2 separate regions of the Homo sapiens genome follow, and region 1 is linked to region 2. The links are chromatin contacts, found by Hi-C in ENCODE. All regions are on one chromosome and are shown on one strand. Each heading gives the region's core, a stretch centred on a gene start or an enhancer-like site at or near the end of the contact. The rest is flanking DNA. Distances are from core to core; before and after follow the strand shown. Region 1 holds the start of NARS2 (asparaginyl-tRNA synthetase 2, mitochondrial). Region 2 holds the start of CCDC90B (coiled-coil domain containing 90B).

Region 1 (6,814 bases), core at 3,599-6,098, 4.7 Mb after region 2:
CTCACAATACACCATAGAAAAGACAACCCACAGAGTGGTTGAATATTGCAATGCATGTAACTGAGAAGAACTCGTAACTAAAACATGGACAAAAGAACTTATATAGATTAATAAGAAAAAAGACTACTCAATAAAAGTAGTCTTTAGGAAAAATAAGACTACTCATTTTTCAATAGAAAAATGGGCAAAAGATGTAAACAGTCAATTTACCAAGAAGAAAGTCCAATGAAAATAAACACTGAAAAGCTGCCAAACAAAAATAATAATCAGGGGAATGCAAATTAAAACAGCAGTGGATACAACCACTTCCCCACCAATACGGCTGCTAGAGCAAGTTTGATTAAGACCAAGTATTATTCTCATTTAAACAGCATATATACTAAAATTGAAAGGTTACAGAGATTAGCGTGGCCCGTTCAAGGATGACACATATATTTATGAAGTGTTCCACATTAAAAAAAGATCAAGTGTTGACAAGAATGTAAAGCGACTGAAACTCTCATATATGGCTGGTCACACTGGTGACACTTTGGAAAAAATTTGGCCCTATTTGTTAAAGCTTAAGGTTGCATGTCTTATAGCAATTTCTCTCAACTATGAATAGCACCATGCAAGGTCCGTGGGTGTTTTGTTTTGTTTTGTTTTGTTTGAGACAGAGTCTCACTCCATCGCTCAGGCTGGAGTGCAGTGACATAATGCAACCTCCGCCTCCCAGGTTCAAGCAATTGTCCTGCCTCAGCCTCCTGAGTAGCTGGGATTACAGGCATGTGCCACCACGCCTGGTTAATTTTTTTTCGTTTTTCTTTTTTTTTTTTTTTTTTTTTTTTTTTGAGATGGAGTCTTGCTCTGTCGCCCAGGCTGGAGGGCAGTGGTTTGATCTCAGCTCATTGCAACCTCTGCCTCCCAGGTTCAAGCAATTCTCCTGCCTCAGCCTCCCCAGTAGCTGGGATTACAGGCACCTGCAACCACACCTGGCTGGTTTTTGTATTTTTAGTAGAGACGGGATTTCACCATGTTGGCCAGTCTGGTCTCGAACTCCTGACCTCAGGTGATCCACCCACTTCAGCCTCCCAAAGTTCTGGGATTACAGGCATGAGCCACCGCATCTGGCCGATGCCTGTCTAATTTTTGTATTTTTAGTAGAGATGGGGTTTCGCCATGTTGGCCAGGCTGGTCTTGAACTCCTGGCCTCAAGTGATCTGCATGCCTCGGCCTCCCAAAGTGCTGGGATTACAGGCATGAGCCACTGCGCCCAGCCAATTTTAACTTTTTGTCATAGACTTATGTATATTTTATGATAGTAAATGATAAAATAGACTAGTAACTACATGTATCTTGTGAATTCATGACCTTTTTATTAAATGCTTTGATATTTCTAGGCTACACAGGTCATTAGTAAGTTTTCTGAAATTGTCACAAATCTCCAAGAAATTTTCCAATATATTTATTGAAAAAAATTCACATACAAGTGGACCGGCACAACTGAAACCCATGTTGTTCAAGGGTCAACTATATATTCATATTAAAAACATCATTTGCACTCCTGTCTGGAAGGTGATGAATCTAAAAGGGAAGGTGTCAAGCCAACACTGAAAACAAAAATAAACAAGAAGATGATGTGATTTGATATAGCACAAGATACAGGGGATGGTTTGAACTGAGCACCAGAAGCGTAAGTTGTATAGTAAACTTTTTCTCTTGTCTTCAACATACTGGGGCAGTGGTCCCCTGCTAAGAACATAATTAACCTTTTGGCTTAAACAAGTAGTGAGAGGGTAAAGGAAGGCAGGAGCCTCACTCCCTGGGACTCAGACTCCAGTTCTTAAGCTGCACATTGTTCCCTGGAGTAGGGGAGTTGGGAGAGAAAGAAGGTGCCTTAGCCCATTTTATGTTGCTGTAAAGGAATACCTGACACTGGGCAATTTATAAAGAAAAGAGGTTTATTTAGCTCATGGTTCTACACGATGAGAAGTTCAAGGGCATGGCCCTGGCTTCTGGTGAGGGCTTTCGTGCTGCATCACAACGTGGTGAAGAAGGTCAAAGGGGAAGTGGACATGTGCAAAAAGGGGAACCCCTGAGGGGCATCCTGGCCTTATAACAACCTACTGTGGTGGAAACAAGCCCATTCTTGCAAGAACTCATGCAGTCCACGGAAACAGCACCAAGCCACTCATGAGGGATCTGCTCCCATACACCAGACCACTTCCATTAGGCCTCATCTCCCAACACCACCACATCAGGGATTAAATTTCAACATGAGTTTTTGTGGGGACAAACAAATCATATCCAAGCCATAGCAGAAGGCAAGACAGAAAAATGGCATGAGTAAGAAATGAGCCAACTGGTTACTACTTTTGATCACTTGGACAGGGTAGGCATAGGCAAAGAAAAGATTTTCACTGGGATAAACATCATTGTTATGTACCCCAGACTGTCTTGTTCCCCAGATTTTGAACGAGCGAACTTTTTTTCCCTTAAAAGTCCATAGCTGCATAATTCTGAAGGCATTGGCTGCAAGTTTCCATTTTTCCTTTCTCAAGGTTCAAGAAGTGCCCAAGTATTTTTTTCTTTTCTTTTCTTTTCTTTTTCTTTTTTTTTTTGAGACAGAGTCTCACTCAGTTGCTGAGGCTGGAGTGCAGTGACGTGATCTCAGCTTACCGCAACCTCTGCCTCCCAGGTTCAGGCAATTCTCCTGCGTCAGCCTCCCGAGTAGCTGGGACTACAGGCACATGCTGCCACATCCAGCTAATTTTTTATATTTTAGTAGAGATAGGGTTTCACCATGTTGCCCAGGCTGAGCTCAGGCAGTCTGCCCACCTTGGCCTCCCAAAGTGCTAGGATTACAGGCGTGAGCCACTGCGCCTGGCCTATATATTTTTTTTGATCGATAAGAAGTGTATTCATTTATTTGCACAGTTCTGCAGGCTGTGCAAGAAGCATCGCACCAGAATCTGCTTCCACTCAAAGTAAATAATGTCAAGGTTTGTTGTCATTCAGCCATTCAGGAAGGCAAAGGGGAGCAAACATCACATGGCAAAAGAGGAAGGAAGAGAGAGGGAGGGGGGTGCCAGGCTCTTTTCAACAATCAGCTTTGCAAAAACTAATGGACTGAGAATTCACTCCTGCAAGGGTGGCACCAAGGCCTTCATGATCCAAACACTTCTCACTAGGTTCCACCTCCAACATCAAGTATTTTCAGATGAGATATTTTCTAGCCTGTCTTAAGAATGATTTTACAATTTTTCCAGGCCATTTGCCCTCCTGGCAACCTTCCGTGTTCACCTTCTGGCAGGAAATTTTCTTACATGCCTACCTGGCAAAATATTGATCCACTTCAAAAATTCAGCTTAATTTTCTCCTTCTCTAGACTATATTATATTTTATCCAACATATTTTATATTATAAGTATATAATATATAATATATCCAATATAATTTAATTATATATTATAATTTATAATTATAATTTTATTATATTTATAATTTTAATTTATTAAAAGAACCAGGGAACACATTTATATTATATAAAATATAAAATTGTGATACATGTATATATTATAATTGTATTATATTTTATCCAATATAATATTTGGATAAAATATCAAAAATAATTTTTTGGATAAATTTAAGAGGTAGCCTAATATATAAGGGTGACTTTTCAGTCCAAACAAATGCAGACAACTCATACATCTATGTGTGCACTTACTGGTTTATATTTCAGTAGTCTCTTTTCTTGCTTGTCTCCATCTCTAAAGCATGAGCTCCTTGATGGAACAGATCACCTTGGGACACTATGTAATACAGCATACTGCTTAAGTGCATAGAGCCAGCACTTCTGGGTTTAAATCTCACACTTAGGGAATGTGTATCCTTAAGTAGGTCATCTAGCCTTTCTGTGCGTAAGTTCTCTCATTTGTAAAATGGGTATAATAATAGTAGCAACTTTAAGTAAGGTAAAAGTGAGAGAGAGAGAGTGAGAGTGAGAGGGAGCGGGAGAGAGACAGCGAGGGCGAGCGCTGGTCTTGAACTCCTGGGCTGAAGCAATCCTCCTGCTTCTGCCTCCCTAAGAGTTGGGATTACAGGCGTGAGCCACCGCACTTGGCCAAACGTTTTACTTTTTAAATTAGATTAAAAACCTTTTAATGACCGTCATTGAGTTACAGAATTTTTTTTTTAATAAAACGTAGCCTAATATATAAAAGGGTCATTGTTTCCAGGTCAAACAAATGCAGATAGCTGTGTTGGAGGGCAGAGGGAAGAGGGAGACTTGGAGGATTCTGGCAGGAAACACTCGAGTTTCCTCCAGTCTCTGCAACATCTTCCCACCGTCTTGCCTGCCATATGCAAGGTCCCTCCAGTTCCTTTTATTTACCTGTCAGAGGACTACTTTCTCCAGGAAGCCATCTCTGGCGTCCCACGCTTAGGCTCTGTCAGGCAAACTGATCGCCCTTTTATGCAACTGTCTGTTTAGCTGTCTGATACCACACAACTGTGACTTGCGCATTGGGGCTATGTCTGATTTTTCTCTGCGGAGTACTCAGGAAAGGAACGACTGATCTCTTCAAGCGAATCCTGTTAACAGCTAAGAGCCTCCTCTTACTTGGATCCCTATTGTTGACTGATGGAGACGGTTTCCCTCTCCATCAGTCACTCCTTGCCTCTCAGTTTCTCAGCCTCACCTGGAAACTTTAGAAATGAAGACCCTCAGATGTGCTCCCACGTTCTTTCAGCGATAATCTCTACAACCTTAGGGCATTAGCTCCGCCCCGTCTCGGCTCCTGACCCCGCCCCCTCCCGCACGCCTCCCTAAGCCTGGGTCACAAGTACGCATGCTCTCCCTTCTTCCCCGTAGCGTGATGACGTAAGCGGCGTTGGCGTGGTGTGGTAGGAGTGGTTGCGCGTGTTGCGGCCCGGGTTCTGTTCGTAGGTTTACAATTGTCGCGGGTAGTGGGGCGCCCCAGCTGCCAACTGCACGTGGTTTCTTTCTGGCGTTTGCCTAGTGTCCTGTCCATTCCGCCCCGTTGGGAAGTGGGAAGCGGAGAGGTTCTGTGGGGACAGAGCTGGGAGTCCTGAAGGAGAAAGCGCGCAGCCGAGGGGCTCTGGAGTGCCTTAGAGCAGAGCTGCGGCCGCGGAAGGGGAGCAGCTGAGAAAGGAGGGCCGCTGCAGGCGGGGTTCGAACCGTGGGGTCTGGGCTGCTCCCGCGGAGGGCCTGGGCGGACGCGGGATGCTGGGGGTCCGCTGCCTGCTGCGGTCCGTGCGCTTCTGTTCCTCCGCCCCCTTCCCCAAGCACAAACCTTCAGCCAAACTGAGCGTGCGGGACGCTCTCGGGGCTCAGAACGCGAGTGGGGAGCGCATTAAGATCCAGGTTGGTGAATGGGAAGGGAGTGGGTTTTTTCTTGTAGGGACTTTTATATGGCACATCCACATCTAGCTTTTCTTTTACAGTCGGGTCAGACACAACCGCCAGCAGGGAAAAGTTAGAAAGTGTAGGCGTCGCGGGTTTGCACTTTTCTGATTTCCATTACTTTTCACAAAACTGTTCCGATAACTGTAAAGCGCTGGAACTTTGCTTTCATGATTCCAGGGTATTACCTGTAAACTTGTTAATCATACCAAAAGTGTAAATGAACAAGCCCCCTTTCTCTATCTTTATCCCTTATAATGAATATCCAGGTTTATAAAGTGGTTGTCTTGACCTCCCTCCTTGAGAGCAGAAACCGTGTCTTACCTGCCTTTGTATTCACACATGGCTGACAGCAAATACTTGTTCAAACCATGCCTTTTAAACTTTTAGCGACCTCAGTGCCTATTGTGGGGGTCTGCATGTAATTTATTTTTAATGAATTCGGAGAAAGACTGGAATGTAGCAGTTTGAAAGAGCTCTGGAGTTAAGCTGCTTAGGTTTAAATCTCTGCATAGCGTTTATGCGTTCTACACCTTATTTTCCTCTTATGGAAAGAGATAATAATTGTCCCTGAGTCCTGAAAATTAAATGAGGTAATGGAAGTAAGATATTTAGAACAGTGGCTCATAGTCTACAAATGTTAGCTGCTATTGTTTCTCTTGCTGATTATATTATTTGCAGCAGCTCCACATAGAAGAGGTGCAGAATAAACAAGGTGTTTGACTGTTTCTTATTAGGTTGCTGAAGTACACTGATGTGGTTATTTATTTTTTGAGACAGGGTCTAGCTCTGTCACCCAGACTGGAGCGCAGTGATGTGATCTCAGATGACTACAACCTCCATCTCCCAGGCTCAAGCAATCCTCCTGCCTCGGCCTCCAGAGTAGCTGAAACTATAGGCATGCACCACCACACTCTATAATTTTTTAAGTTTTTTGTGAAGATGAGTCTCACTGTATTGCCCAGGCTGGTCTCAAACTCCTGGACTCAAGCAGTCCTCCTCCTTCGGCATCCCAAAATGCTGGGATTACAGGCATAAGCCTGGTAGATGTTGTTATAATAAATACTTATTTTTTGAGTAGGTTCTTGCTTTGTCACCCATGATTGTACTGACACAGTCATGGCTTGCCGTTGCAGTGATTTCTGTTGTCCTCACATATCCTTTACTTTTTAGCGGTATGACCAATCTGCTCCTCTTTGAGTTCCATATTCTTTCCATAGGTCTGTTGGTCTATTGATTGGGTATACATTAATGATACTTTGTGTGCTAGTCAAGAGAAAATTCAAAGATGAAAAGAGAACCTGCTGCCCAGGTTAGAGGATTTCAGTTTAGTCCTGTGAGGTCTGATATGGTAGCTACCAGCCACTTTTGGCTCTGAGCACTTGAACTTTGTCTGGTCCAAATTGAGATG
Region 2 (7,258 bases), core at 2,051-4,550:
AAATTGCTAAAGGCCAAAACTGGAAACACATTCCCCTTGAGAACTGGAACAAGAAAAGGATGCCCATTCTCACCACCCTTATTCAACATAGTACTGGAAGTCCCAGCCAGGGCAATCAGGCAAGAGAAATAAATAAAGATATTCAAATAGGAAGAGAGGAAGGTAAACTATCTCTCTTTGCCAACGATATGATTCTACACCTAGAAAACCCTAAAGACTCTCCCAAAGGCCCCTGGAACTGATAAACAAATTCAGTAAAGTTTCAGGATACACAATCAATGCACAAAAAATCAGTAGCATTTTTATACACCAATAATGTTCTAGCTGAGAATCAAATCAAGAACACAATCCCATTTACAATAGGCACAAAGAAAATGGAATACTCAGGATCATCTCACCAGGGAGGTGAAAGATCTCTGCAAGGAGAACTACAAAACACTACTGAAAGAAAGCAGAGACAACACAAATAAATGGAGAAATATTCCATGCTCATGGGTTGGAAGAATCAATACAGTTAAAATGGCCATACTATCCAAAACAAATTACAGATTTAACGCTATCCTTATCAAAATACCAACATCATTTTTCACAGAACTAGAAAAACCTCTTCTAAAATTAATTTGGAACCAAAAAAGAGCCTGAATAGTCAAAGCAATCTTAAGCAAAAAGAACAAAGCAAGACTTCAAACAATACTATAAGGCTAAACTAATCAAAACAGCATGGTAGTGTTACAAAAACAGACACATAGACCAGTAGAACAGAATAGAGAACCCAGAAATAAAGCCACACACCTAAAACCATCTGGTCTTCAACAAAATCAACAAAAATAAGCAACACGGATAGCATTCCCTATTCAGTAAATGGTGGTGGGATAACTGGCTAGCCATATGCAGAAGAATGAAACTGGACCCCCCTACCTCTCACCATATACAAAAATTACCACAAGCTGGATTAAAGATTTAAAAGTAAGCCCTCAAACTATAAAAACTCTAGAAAAAAAACTAGGAAATACCCTTCTTGACACAGGCTTTGGAAAAGAATTTATAGCTAAGTCCCCAACAGCAATTACAACAAAAATAAAAACTGACAAGTGGGACCTAATTAAAGAGCTTCTGCACAGCAAAAGAAATTACCAACAGAGTAAACAGATAGCCTAAGAATGGGAAGGAGAAAATATTTGCAAACTATGCATCTGACAAAGGTCTAACATCCAGAATCTATAAGGAATTTAAACAAACCAAGAAGTATAAAACAATCCAATTAAAAAATGAGCAAAGGACATGAACACACACTTCTCAAAAGAAGACATACAAATAGCCAACAAACATGAAAAAATCCTCAACACCACTGATCATTAGAGAAATGCAAATCAAAACTACAATGAGATGCCATCTCACACCCATCAGAATGGCAATTATTAAGAAAAAAAATTCACATATTGGTTAGGCTGTGAAGAAAAGGGAATGCTTATACTCTGTTGATGGGAATGCAAACTAGTTCAGCCACTATGGAAAGCAGTTTGGAGATTTCTCAAAGAACTTAAAATACAACTACCATTCAACCCAGCAATCCCACTACTGGGTATATACCCAAAGGAAAATAATTCATGCCATCAAAAAGACACAGAGCTGGGCACCGCAGCTCATGCCTGTAATCCCAGCACTTGGGAGGCCTAGGCGGGTGGATAGTTTGAGCCCAGGAGTTCTGGACCAGCCTGGGCAACATGGCAAGACCCCATCTCTACAAAACATGCAAAAATTAGCCAGTTGTGGTAGTGCACACCTGTAGTCACAGCTACTTGGAAGCCTGAGGCAGGAGGATCAGTTAAGCCCAGGAAGTTGAGGCTGCAGTGAGCCATGCACGACTGCACTCCAGCCTGAGTGACGCAGCAAAACCCTGCCTCAAGCCAAAAAAAAAAAAAAAAAAAAAAAGACACATGCAACCGTATGTTCATTGTAGTGCCATTCACGATAGCAAGGACATGAAATCAACCTAAGTGCCCATCAACAGTGGACTGGATAAAGAAAATGTGGTACATATACACCATGGAATATAATGCAGCCATAAAAATAAGGAAATTATACTCTTTGTAGCAACATGGATGGAACTGGAGCCATTATCCTATGCAACCTAATGCCAAGAACAGAAAACCAAATACACATGTTCTCACTTATAAGTAGGAGCTAAACATTGAATATATGATGGTAAACGTGGAAACAACAGGCATTGAGGATCATTAGATGAGGAAAGGGGGAGACGGACAGAGGGGCATGGGTTGAAAAAGCACCTGTTGAGTACTATGCTTACATCCTGTTGGGATCATTGGGACCCCTAACCTCGATATACCCTAAGGTTTTGCGTTTTGTATTTTGAAACTGGTAAGATCAAACTTTTTTCCCAATTTTTTTTTTTTTTTTTTAGATCGAGTCTCACTCTGTCGCCCAGGCTGGAGTGCAATGGTGTGATCTCGACTCACTGCAACCTCCGCCTCCAGGATTCAAGCGATTCTCCTACCTCAGCCTCCTGAGTAGCTGGGATTACAGGCATGTGCCACCACGCCCGGCTAATTTTGTATTTTTAATATAGACAGGGTTTCTCCACGTTGGTCAGGTTGGTCTCGAACTCCCGACCTCAGGTGATCTGCCCGCCTCGGCCTCCCAAAGTGCTGGAATTACAGGCATGAGCCACCACGCCCAGCCATCCCAGTGTTTTAAATAGCAATTTATATTTCCTCTTCATGAATTGTCTGTTAAAGCAGTTGTTGGCGGGAATCAAGTTTTGTTCTTTCAATGTGCTTCGGGCCTTAGAAATGGTGTTTGTTACTTAGTTGACTCTCACAAAGCTTTGAATACATATAGATAGAAACCTAGCCGTAATTGTTTAGAATCTTGAGAGAGTAAGCCACTAACACCGCACAACTGTGTGCCATTTTACAACTTACAGAGAATATTCATGAGTATTAGTGCATTTTAATACAACTACTGTGCATTGTTGCTTTCAGCATTTTACTATGCGGAGCAGTCTTGAGTAACTGAGGTCTGAGAAGGATAAATGGTGAAAATTCAAGGAATTTCTCCTAGAAACGGAGGAATTCGGCTTCCCTAAAGAAAGGACATACCGACTGAAATAGTTGGTCCTCCCGTGCACCAGAGGGTGAAGCAGCAGGATGTGACGCCTCACGAAAAGTGAGCGGCTTGCTGGACTACACTTCCCAGAAGGTTTCGTTGGCCCTCGCACTACGCAATCACCCAGAACGCTCAGCGGCCGAAAACTTCAGGTTCCAGGCTGCTGTGCGGCTAAATGCGACTCCATCTCCCCCGACCCAAGCGCGTAATGGCCGCTGGCTATCTTGGGGGAGCCAGCTGTTGGACTATGCCCCACTGCCAGGAAACAGGCGCCGGAAGGTTCTCTGACAAGATCTCGCTTTCCTAGGGCGGTGAAGGCGTTCAAAGGTCGGGAAGGGGCGCTGGGAGAAGCGGGGCAGCGCTGAGCCATGCTCGCGAACTGTGGGTCTGTCTGTGAAGAGACCCAGTTTCGTGGGACCACGGTGGCGCCTGCGCTGGGAGGTGAGCTTGTGACAGAGCGAAAACTACAATTCCCAGCATTCCTGTGGTGCCAGAACTACCTTGCCCGAAAGCCTGTGCGAGATTTACCCCGTCTTCCGCCTCCCTCCCACCGGAAAACTCTGAGGACATGAATAGTCGCCAGGCTTGGCGGCTCTTTCTCTCCCAAGGCAGAGGAGATCGTTGGGTTTCAAGGCCCCGCGGGCATTTCTCGCCGGCCCTGCGGAGAGGTGAGGCAAGGCGTCGTGTCATAGATGCCTGAGTGCTCTCTAGGGAGACGATGCCCGTGGGGTCGCGCCTGCTCGAGCGAACGGGAAGAGAAGGTGCCACGCCCTCCTCCCGGATTCACGCCTTGTGCTGGGCGACGCCGCTGCCTGCTGCCCCGACTTGCCCAGCTCGCCCCAAGGGGCGAGGACTGAGGAAAGCACTGCCTTTCTGTTCTTAAAGCGAACCTTTGAAGGCCTGGGCTTCGCGCCCGGCTTCTTTCTCAGCCGTTGTTTCCGTTTTTTGGTGACAAGAGGCTAGTAATCTCGTCAGGAGCCAACGTAAGGTAATCTGTGTTTGAGGGTGTCCTGTTTTCTTTTGTGGCCTGATCAAATTTTGATTTTGTTTTTTTAGGTGCTGGCCTCGAGCCCAGGTTTTTGGTAGACAGCATCATAAATTTCAGGCCACGTCTGCCTTATTCTCACTGGAATTCTCAGTACATTTCAGTCACATTGTAGACTTTGGGAAAATAAGTGAATACTGGAACCCACAAGTTTCCAACCTGTTGGCACCCCTGTTAACAGGGTGTCCTGAAGACATCTAACTTTATTCAGAGAAATGTTTCTAGGGCTAGGTTTTTGTTGTCGTCGTTGTTTTTCACCCCCAGTTTTTTAACTTCCCTCCCAGTTTTTAAACCGTTTTAAGGTTGTCCACAAAATAGGCGAATAGGCACCTCTTATCTCTGTTCACCTTCTTGAATCTTCAGTGCCAGGTACGCTGAGCCATTCGGTACCCAAACACTTCTACGCTGTTATTTATACTCCATATTGTTACTTGTGCTATTTTGCTCATTGTTTCATTTTAATCCACACCAGTAACAGCTGCAGTCAAAACTGCAGTTGTTGATCCTCCATCTGTGAGATTGCTGTTTAGCTGCCAGGGTCATTCACAAGGTCTCTTTTGTTAGGTATTTGAGTGTTTAGCATACATACACATTATGATGGATTTTACAAAAAGGAGGTAGCACTTTTGAACTCCAGGAAGTCATCCAGCTGCCATCTTTGTTGACTTTTACATATCCAAATGAAAACAAAATTAAATGTTCTTAGAGAATGAACTTTGAAGTGTATATCATACTGGGAAATAAATGACCATAAGTACATGTTAATGTTTTAACATAAAAGTTATCCCACTTGAATCTGAGTGTTCTTGGAGAAACCTTAAATCTCTTCTTACAACTAGTAGGATTTGTGTCCTTCCTCACTAAACAAATATTGAATGTTTATTTTATACAAGTAGTTTAAACTTGCCTAATAATGTCAATAATCAAGGGATTTGAAAACCTTGACCTCTGACCAATGGAAGGACCTTAGTTATTCTAGTGCAACTAGTGTAGCACGTTAGTAGACCAGCATGTAAGAATATATGCTGTTAATGCCTGTTCTTTTGAATTCCTGACAGAAAAGTAACTGGCTATACACTGAAGTGTTTCAGCTGTAAAATTAGCAGTAAATTAATATAAAACTTGCAGCTTAAATTTAATGGGACAACACTTTACATGTTTGCTTGGTTGTTTTTTCAAAAGTAAAATTTGACCTTTTCCAGCAAAGAGGAGCTTGGTGCAAGATAGGCCAGAGTTCCAATCCACAATCTATGACTTAGTAGTTTTGTGAAACTGGTTAAACCTTTAAACTCTTGAGTTTGTATCTCGCTATTACGAACAAACAAATCCACAAGATAGGTATCAAAGAAACAAAAGTAGTAACAATGAAAGGAAAGGTTTGGGGTTTTGTACAGATGTTTAAGTCTGTACAAAACTCTTCAAATTATTAAGGATCTGTTATTCCACTTTGAGCTGGAAACACTGATTCTGGGCACTTCATCTCCCCTACCTATTAATATGGCTGCAAAGACTTACTTATTTTTATTTTTTATTTTTTTGAGACAGGGTCTCTGTCACTCAGGCTGGTGTGCCTTGGCGCCATCTCGGCTCCCTGCAGCCTGTGCCTCCCAGGCTCAGGTGATCCTCCCACTTCAGCCTCCCAAGTAGCTGGGACTACAGGCACACACCACCATGCCCAGCTAGTTTTTGTAATTTGTGTAGGGACAGAATCTTCCCACGTTGCCCAGGCTGATCTCAAACTCCTAGGCTCAAGCAATCCGCCTGCCTTGGCTTCCCAAAGTGCTAGGATTACAGGCATAAGCCACTGCACCCGGCCTGTAAAGACATTCTTAATGAGTGCTTATGCACTGAACTGCCCATGACACAGTTGGAATAGTGATTATGACACCCTACTATGAATATCCAATGGTTTTTCCAGTTCCTTATGGCTTCCAAAGTGGAGTGAAACCCAAAGTTCTACTGCCAGTGGGTGTCAATACCTACCTCATAGGATTGGGAGGACTAAGCAAAATATTATGTGAATATTTGAGCACATATAAGGAATAATGTTTTACATATCCTTCTGTATTCTCAGCTCTCCTTAACCCCATAATAAATAGAAGCCAAGAGAATAGCAAAGGCAGCCCATGCCTAGATTTTGCTGATTTCATTCATCCTGTCTGGATAACTTCTCTCAGATTTAATATAGTTCTACCATCATCCAAATAGCCATTCTTGATCCTTTATTCTCAAGGAGGGCCAAATGCTTCTCCTTTGTATTATTCATCATTGTGTATACATAATGCCAAGCACAGTGCCTTTCATTCAGCAAGTATCTATGGAGCATCCAGAATTGTGTAGGCATTGGGGATTCAGTAGTGAGCAAGAACAGATGTGGTCCCTGCTCTCAAGGACTGTATAGTTTAGTGCAGGGGTTGACAAACTTTCTGTAAAGAGCCTAATAAATATTTCAGGCTTTGTAGGCTGTAAGGTCAGTCACAACTATTTGCTTTGCCACTGTAGCATGAAAGTAGCCATAGATTAATCCATAAATGAATGAGCTGTGTTCTAATAAAACTATCTAGTTCTAATGAATAAAACTAGAAAAACAGGCGGTGGTAGTCTATGGGCTATAGTTGGCTGACTGCTGGTCTCTTGGGGAGACAACTGAGAGTCACATAAATGTGTAAATTATGAGAGGGTTTGCAAAAGAATCCTGTGCAGTACTATGAAAAACCATCATGAGAGAGACATAACCTAAAGGAGTCATCAGGCTTTCCAGAGGAAGAAACATTCAGACTGAGCTCTGAAGGATAAACATGAGCAGGCAAAGAAAAGGAGAGCTTTCTGAACAGGGCAGGGGCTAGGCAAAGGCCCTGAGAAGGGAAAGCACATGGCATGTTTGTGGAATTAAAATCAAAGAGCCCTTGAAAGCAGAGGACCAGAGAGAGCATAGTAGGACATGAGACGAGCTGCACCCTACAAAGATTTATTGGCTTGTTAAGGTATTTGGTCTCTATCCCAAATTTAGCAGGAAGCTGCTGGTATTCAGAGTGTTTGTTGACTAAGTCAGAGGAACTGTACTAATCTGCCTAGCTATGAGACCAT

Evidence for each region. Hi-C counts contacts between places; a loop is a spot of excess contacts on that map. Pooled maps may share reads with other maps.
Region 1: a loop to region 2 is called in a map of B cell, with 13 times the contacts of the local background. The contact joins the promoter of NARS2 here to the promoter of CCDC90B in region 2. A Hi-C loop is called at or near these places in 2 of 168 maps with a recorded cell type or tissue (B cell and naive thymus-derived CD4-positive, alpha-beta T cell) and 8 of 50 pooled maps.

The regions. Positions count from the first base shown.
Region 1 is chr11:78,572,898-78,579,711 of GRCh38, reverse strand. NARS2 (asparaginyl-tRNA synthetase 2, mitochondrial) reads left to right here and starts at 4,848. Exons shown (of 14, transcript NM_024678.6): 1 at 4,848-5,364. The coding sequence starts at 5,224. It also overlaps the pseudogene RNU6-311P. RefSeq lists enhancers at 4,553-4,692, 5,353-5,462.
Region 2 is chr11:83,282,409-83,289,666 of GRCh38, reverse strand. It overlaps CCDC90B (coiled-coil domain containing 90B), which reads left to right and starts at 3,300. Exons shown (of 9, transcript NM_021825.5): 1 at 3,300-3,794. The coding sequence starts at 3,695. It overlaps CCDC90B-AS1 (CCDC90B antisense RNA 1), which reads right to left and starts at 3,547. Exons shown (of 3, transcript NR_186344.1): 1 at 3,120-3,547. RefSeq lists enhancers at 3,263-3,912, 3,335-3,930, 3,963-4,042, 3,931-4,527.